2 separate regions of the Homo sapiens genome follow, and region 1 is linked to region 2. A link is a contact called in ENCODE Hi-C or POLR2A ChIA-PET data. All regions are on one chromosome and are shown on one strand. Each heading gives the region's core, a stretch centred on a gene start or an enhancer-like site at or near the end of the contact. The rest is flanking DNA. Distances are from core to core; before and after follow the strand shown.

Region 1 (4,069 bases), core at 1,126-3,625, 200 kb after region 2:
TTTGGGATATCCAGTTTTCCAGTACCATTTATTGAAGAGACTATCCTTTACTCATTGGGTATTCTTAACACCCATGTCAAAGATTAACTAACCACATATATGTGAGTTTATTTCTGGGCTTTCTATTCTGTTCCATTGGTCTATATGTCTGCTTTCACATCAGTACTATACTGTTTTGATTACCGTAGCTTTGTAAGATATTTTGAAATTAGGATGTGTGACACTTCTAGCTTTGCTTTTCTTGCTCATAATTGCATTGGTTTTGGTGTCTTTTGTGATTCTATACAAATTTTAGGGTTTCTTGTATTTTCTGAAAAATGTTGAAATTTTACTACAAATTGCATTGAATCTGTAGATCATTTTGGGTAGTATGGGCATTTTAACAATATTGATTCTTCTGTCCATGAATATGGGATGGAAATTTCATTTATGAGGGAACATGGGCAAAGCAAACTCCCAGGGTGTTTGTCGTGTTCTGGTGGAGCACTCTGCTGGCTGCTCAAACTGCTGCCATGGTCTTTAGCACATGTGAATTATACCTCTGAGAAGGTGCTGAACTGTGTGCTCTGAGTGCCTCCTCTACCCTTTCCCCAGGCCCTCACCCAGGGCTGGGACCCACACTTGATTGGGGATGGAGATTGGGATGACTGAGCGCAGAAAAAGTCAGAACGACAACTGATGAAAACAGAAGTCTGAAAGAATGTCCAGGATCTTAATAGTGGTTGTCTCTGGGAGAGTATTATTTATTTTGTTGTATTTTGCTTGTCTAAGTTTTCTGAAATAAACAAATAGGAGGAAAAGGTTGGAAATGTTTGTTTTAATGTATACAGGAAAGAAAAGTTAGATTCAGAGACTCTTATGACAGCAGTGTATCTCCAAAATGTCCAGGAGAGAAAGTAGCCCACCCCAGGGGTAGCTGTGGCCCTAGAGGGGCTGCAGTGGATCCACCCCAACGTCAATGTGCATCAGAATTTACCCAACTAGTTCCACTTGCTGTAATGCCATGCTCACCAAACAACATTCTGATAATAATTTAGTATCCCAGGAAAATTGTCTTCAGGGAGAAGCTGCACTCACTGAACACAAGCATCCACCCTCCTGTTAGTTACATTTTCTTCATTAAAAATTAATACATTCACTTTCTGTATTTGGTTTTTGAGATGATGGATTTTTTTTTTCAGATCCCAGCTGAGAACAACAATCCTCTCTCTGTCTAGCTATTGTGTTTGCCCTGGTGTGTCCTGGGGCAGATGCAGGCTCTGCTTCTCCTCTGATAGTGGGAAGGGAATTTGAATTTCAGTGAACAACTGTAACCAATTATTGGAGTCATTGCAGAAGATCAGATATTTTATTGAAACGATGTCAGAGAATAGAAAGGTTTAATTAGACAGGGTTATGGACCCCTTTTCATTGAAATCATATTTATTCAAAGATTATCTGTAGCATTTTGAATTTAATTCCTTAGCATAACAGTGGAGAGAAATAGAAACTTGCAAAACCAATTATAACAGTTCATCAAAGCATTCAAGAAGGATATATAGCTGATCAAAAAGCTCATGTAACCTGTATTTCCTATCCTGGCAATAGGGCTGCAGAGGAGAAGACAGAACAGGCACTGTACCCTGTCTAACTCGGTAGGTGGTGGGATAACTCCATGTGTCTCCATTCATTCCCCATCATTAATTATGACCACTGCTCTAACCCCATTTTTCTGTAGTGTGACTAATTAAATAGATTTTTATATATACATAAAATTGTATATTATATTGTTATATATATATATTAGATATAGATAGATGGAGTTGATTTGTTGTCACTTTTTCCTATAGTCTGATACTCAGTTTTATGTTCCTATGTTCCCATTAGCTCAAGGCTTGGGCTTCAGAAGGGAAGAAAATGAAGATCTTAGCTTCTAGAACTTACCTTTGGTTCTCTTGTCCTTTTCACAAACTTGACAGTGTTGAAAATGAGGTTCATTGTACCACACAAGAAAAAGGTAGTCCTGCCTTAAAAAGTCATTTAAATTTCTATTCTTAAGGGTTTTTGCTTAACCAGTTTTGTAAGTTTAAAAGCTTTTAAAGGCAAACTTTATGGAGATGGAGATGGTATTTCTAAATTCTAAAGCTCTTTTCTTTAACAGATTAATGCTTGATGGTACTGACCTTAGAGTCTTAGGTGGGAGGAGGCCTGTGAAAAAAGATGGGAAAATGAGAAGCCTAAAATTTTCAACACTTTCAAGTTTATGAAAAGGACAAGGGAACCAAAGGTAAGTTCTAGAGGCTAAGGTCTTCATTTTCTTCCCTTCTGAAGCCCAAGCCTTGAGCTAATGGGAACATAGGAACATAAAAGTGAGTCACCACTGAGTCATCCACAACCCTCAGGCTCAGGGCTGCTTTCCCAAGAGAAGCCGGAGGAGGCAGAAACCCCCTGGGGAGTGTGGCACTCTGCTTGGCTCCATGTCCAACATGGCATCAGAGTCATGGAGCAGGGGGAGCTGACGGGACAGGTGAGGCTGGGGCAGTGCTCCTGGCTCCCCCAAAGCCTCAGCCTGCCTGCAAGGATGCCTATGTGCCCTGTTCAAGTGATGGGAAGTGCTGGGAGAGCCAGAGCACCAGCAGGATGAAGAGGCTCCCATGAGAGGGGTCTTTATAAAGGTGCAGGTAGCTGGGACCCAGACTCCAGAGATGAGTACCAGTGCAAGATCTGAGAAGGTTATAGGGGATGGGCCATAACACAGTGGTTACCAGTTAAGTGTATAGATCAGATGAGCCATCCTACAGCAGCAAGCCCCCAAAGGATACCCACCGCAGGAACACTGTAAGGTGTCTGATCCATCTCTTAGGAAGGAGAAAGATAGTAAAGCAGCACTCTTGAAGGCTGAGGATTTACCCAGAGACTGTGTCATCCAAAATGTATGAATCATGCCAGGCCCCGTAGGAAATTGAACTTTGAATAATATGATTACTTAACCAAAAGGAGACTGTTTAAACCCTAAGAGACAGAAACTCTAATTAGCAAGTTAATTAGCAAGTACCTAGAGGGGGTGGAGGCTTACAGGAAATTAACTACAACTTCTTTGTACATGTGAGTATATAGTCTGAGTTATTTGTAACCCTGCTACATTGGCTAAGTAAAACACATGAAACCCCAAGGAAAGTTCTTTCTCTTAGCTTTGCTTTGATTGCAAAGTGTGCTTGCTTAGTAAGGGAGACAAAGGGCTGGGTGGACCCAGTCTACCTAACTTACCCTACCCCATGTCCATGACCTCCGTCACTGTCCACCCTTTTAGGTTGTGCCTGTGAATATTCCCCTCACCCCACAGTGAATCATTCCCCTAGACCGCTTCCTTTTCCCCAACTCACAGTGGCTAAAACAATCAGGAAATGTATTACCTTCCCTAACTGAAAGTCCAGAGGCTTCAGGCTAAATTGATTCAGTGGCTCAGCAATGCTACCAAGGCCCTGATTTTGTTCCATCTCTCGAGTCTGTTATTATTAGTGCTGTCTCAGCTCTCAGCCTGGTGGAAGTTGGCTGCAGCGGTTCTAAGAGTCGCGTGCAGACACTGTCTTTCTTTTTTAATTTTTTTTAAATTATACTTTAAGTTCTAGGGTACATGTGCACAACATGCAGGTTGGTTACATATGTATGCATGTGCCATGTTGGTGTGCTGCACTCATTAACTCGTCATTTACACTAGGTATATCTCCTAATGCTATCCCTCCCCTCTCCCCCCACCCCACAACAGGCCCCGGTCTGTGATGTTCCCCTTCCTGTGTCCAAGTGTTCTCATTGTTTAATTCCCACCTATGAGTGAGAACATGCAGTGGTTGGTTTTTTGTCCTTGTGATAGTTTGCTGAGAATGATGGTCTCCAGCTTCATCCATGTCCCTACAGACGACATGAACTCATCATTTTTTATGGCTGCATAGTATTCCATGGTGTATATGTGCCACATTTTCTTAATCCAGTCTATCATTGATGGACATTTGGGTTGGTTCCAAGTCTTTGCTATTGTGAGTAGTGCCGCAATAAACATACGTGTTCACGTGTCTTTATAGCAGCATGACTT
Region 2 (3,829 bases), core at 176-2,675:
GATCCACCTGCCTCGGCCTCCCAAAGTGTTTTAAAAGCTGGCATGCAAAATCTTATTTCCAGAGAGTACTGCCACCAGGATATAATCCTAATGACTACTTACCTGTTTCCTGCTTTTCATATCTTTGTTTTCAATTTCAGGCCATACCTCTTTTTAGGGTCTTTTCTACCCACCCATGTCTTTGTTTATAGACACATTACAAACTATTCTCCATGGTGAGCATTCCTCTCCAATGGTATCTTCAGGAAACTGCACTTGTTATAAGAATTTAGGCCCCAGTGCTTCTCTAGTCTCTGACTATATTCAGTTGCCTTTGATAAATCTGGTTGAAAGTGCCCTAGGACCTGAGATGCATGGCTAATGGTAGCTCCTAGTTCAGTGGAACATAAAAAACTGACTCTTCAGGCTAACTTCTTAATATTCATGTCCTAAATGGGCGCTCCGGGGTGACTGATAGATGCTACCCAAGGGCAATTCACACATTTGGATCTTGTTTCAAAAGTAATATCTAGGAGTGATAGAGTTAGTTAATAAAATATAGGATACCCAGTTAAATATGAATTTTAGATTAAAAAAAACCAAAAAATTTTGTAATATAGGCATGTCCCATACAATATTTGGAAACTTCATGGCCCAAAAGTGGAGCTGACAGAGCTTTGGGTTCAGTCTTTCCAGAGCTTTGTAGTTTGCCCATAATAGTCTACAGAATTTGCTTGACCAGGATTTGCAGGATAATTACCCAAACAGAGCTTCCCTACACAGCAGTCTAGCATCTACACCAAAGTACCAGTTGTGTGATATACTGATATAATGAGAAATACACTGTATATTTCGTCTTCATCTGGGTCCTGGACAGAACTTCTAAAACCCTCGTAACTTCTTAAGTGATAAGAGCCATAGAAGTAGTAATAATATTTGGATATACTCAAATATATTCAAATATATATAGAAGTTGTAATATTTGTTTTTTGTCCTCAGCTTCTGAAACAGCTCAGAAACAATATTGGTGAAAGGGGCATCTTTTGTTATTCAGAACAAGCCCCTTTCAACTACACTTGAACTTATGTTAATGAGGTGACTTTTAGAGGATGGGAGGCTGGTTGCCAAGGGAACCTTGTGATTAGGGTTGGCATTTTGCGTCCCAACAACTCACCTCCAGGAGGGTAGAGAGGCTAAAGGTTGAGCTAATCACCAATGTAATGAAATCTGCATAAAAACCCTACCCAAAGAAGTTCTGTCTCCACAGGGACAGACGCTCTTGTGCTCTGGACCCTTCCAGACCTCACCCTATGTATCTCTTGATCTGGCTATTCATTTGTATCCTTTAAAAATATCCTTTGTAATAAATTGGTAATGTCAGAGACGTTTGAACCACAGCGACTTCATCTTGAATAGGGGATGGGTAAAATAAGGCTGAGACCTGCTGGGCTGCATTCCTAGTAGATTAGGCATTCTTAGTCACAGGATAAAAAAGAAGGTTACCACAAGATACAGGTCACAAAGACCCTGCTGATACAGGATGTCATAAAGAAGCCAGCCAAAACCCACCAAAACCAAGATGGCTACAAAAGTGACCTCTGGTCATCCTCACGGCTCATTACATGCTAATTATAACGCATCAGCATGCTAAAAGACACTCCCAACAGTGCCATGACAGTTTGCAAATGCCATGGTCATGTTGGGAAGTTTGCTTATATGGTCTAAAAAGGGGAGGGACCCTCAATTCCAGGAAATCCCTGCCCCTTTCCTGGAAAACTCATGAATAATTCACCCCTTATTTAGCATACAATTAAGAAATAACTACAGGTATATTCAGTCAAGCAGCCCACACCACTGTGCTCTGCCTATGGAGTAGCTATTCTTTTATTCCTTTACTTTCTTAGTAAACCTGCTTTTACTTTATGGACTTGCCCCAAATTCTCTCTTGTGTAAGGTCCAAGAACCCTTTCTTGGGGTCTGGATCAAGACCCCTATCTGGTAACAGTAATAGTCAGTAAATTGTTTCCTTGGGTTGTACAAGTTATCCTAGCAAATTACTGAACCCGAAGAGGGGGTCATAGGAACCTATTTGTATCCAAGTTGGACAGAAGTTATGGGTAACCTGGGAACCCACTACTTGTGACTGGCATCTGAGGTGTGGCAGTTTTGTGGGACCGAATCCTTAACTTGTGGGATGTGGCTACAGTTCCAAGTAGATCGTGTCAATTGAATTGTGGGACATCTAGTTGGTGTCTACAGGCAATTGGGGAATTGCTTGTTATGAAAAACACGTACACTTGGGTCTCAGAATGTCAGAAGTGTTGTGAAGGTAAAGGAGGTTTTGTTTGTTTGTTTGTTTTCATTTAGTTTGTTAAATAGATGCCCCCAGAGTCTTCCTAGTGCTTGTCCTACACCAACCCCACCTCCTGCCATTCCCCAAGGAACCCCTGAGTCTTCTCATAGTTTAGTAACTAAAAGATGAATGCCCAGCTAAATGAGGGGACTTAGTAACAGCTGTAGCCTTAACACCAGTGTCCATCCTGACTCACGGATGCCAACTCCCACCAATTATTTCAAGTATGAGATGTTTTACCTTTCATCACGTACTAATGAGAGTCAGTGTAGCCACAGAAAAAGGCTTAAGAAAGTTAACATCCTGATTGTGACGCTGCAAGTCAGGTTTAAAACTGGAAGCACGGCAGTGCTGGTCCAATGTCTCAGGCTGATCAATATATTGCTTAGAGTCCAAAGCCCACCAGAGGAAAGGGGTTTTTGTGAGCTGCTAGTCATTAACAGCAGGCTATTTTTTTCTTCTTTTTTTACTTTTTGATTTCTGTAAGCTATTGGGAAACAGGTGCTGTTTGGTTACATGAGTTAAGTTCTTTAGTGGTGATTTATGAGATTTGCACCCATCACCCAAGCAGTATACACTGCCCCAATTTGTAGTCTTTTATAGGATACACATTTGTTCTAAATAAGTAGAATCCTTTCAGATAGAAACCTTACCTAGAATATCAATATTTAAACATATAGGAGTCAAATCACACTGTCCAAAGAGGGGAGAAGGGCTTGAGGTGAGGAAGGAAACACAGGGCCCAAACTATAAAAACTGTTGATTCAGAAAATAATCTAAAAAAACTATTTTAGTTTTATAATTCTGATTAATGAAAAACTAAGCAACATACTAATATATACTGTTTAATTACACAGTATTTATATATACAAATATATATATCACATGTATTTATACATATATTAAAATTATACATATATACATATGCATAATTTATATATCATATATGTAATATATAAATATATAAAGCCCATAAAAGGCTAGTTCAGGAAATAGACATTTTTCATCTAGTGATAAATATCAAAAAACCTAAAAATACTTATAGAAAAGAATCCACCTCCTAGAATTTTATCATAAGGAAATAGTCCTAAATAATGGGGGGAAAGGGTATAGGAAAAATTGTATTTGTAGTCACGCTATTTTATTTCTAAATAGTGGTCCTATTCCAAAACTGGAAACAACTTCAATATCCAATAACAGAGAAATAATTAAATAAATTTTGGCATATCATTTCATGGAATATTCATCACTTAAAACACATCTGTAACGAGCTTGCAACAGCCTGGATAAGCAGTTTAAGAGTAATTGTTTGAAAGAGAGAGGAGGAGACCAGGTGCGGTGGCTCACGCCTGTAATCCCAGCACTTTGAGAGGCTGAGGCAGGCGGATCATGAGGCCAGGAGATCCAGACCATCCTGGCTAACACAGTGAAACCCCGTTTCTACTGAAAATACAAAAAATTAGCTGGGCGTGGTGGCATGCGCCTGTAGTCCCAGCT

What was found. A loop is a pair of places that touch in the nucleus more often than their neighbours do. ChIA-PET counts read pairs that join two places held with the same protein, here RNA polymerase II (POLR2A). Pooled maps may share reads with other maps.
Region 1: a loop to region 2 is called in a map of mammary epithelial cell, with 10 times the contacts of the local background. The contact joins two enhancer-like sites. A Hi-C loop is called at or near these places in 1 of 168 maps with a recorded cell type or tissue (mammary epithelial cell) and 4 of 50 pooled maps. POLR2A ChIA-PET finds 5 or more read pairs at or near these places in 1 of 52 experiments (OCI-LY7).

Annotation. Positions count from the first base shown.
Region 1 is chr15:33,276,621-33,280,689 of GRCh38, forward strand. No RefSeq gene overlaps it. Among named protein-coding and RNA genes, the nearest start is that of RYR3-DT, 32 kb to the right of the region's middle. Within about 2 kb of position 2,376, at least 4 of the 41 ENCODE cell types and tissues checked have a DNase peak (open chromatin) inside an H3K27ac peak, as active enhancers do; they include mammary epithelial cell, where a contact is called at or near this core.
Region 2 is chr15:33,082,311-33,086,139 of GRCh38, forward strand. The region is part of intron 5 of FMN1 (formin 1); the gene reads right to left. Among named protein-coding and RNA genes, the nearest start is that of FMN1, 110 kb to the right of the region's middle. Within about 2 kb of position 1,426, at least 3 of the 41 ENCODE cell types and tissues checked have a DNase peak (open chromatin) inside an H3K27ac peak, as active enhancers do; they include mammary epithelial cell, where a contact is called at or near this core.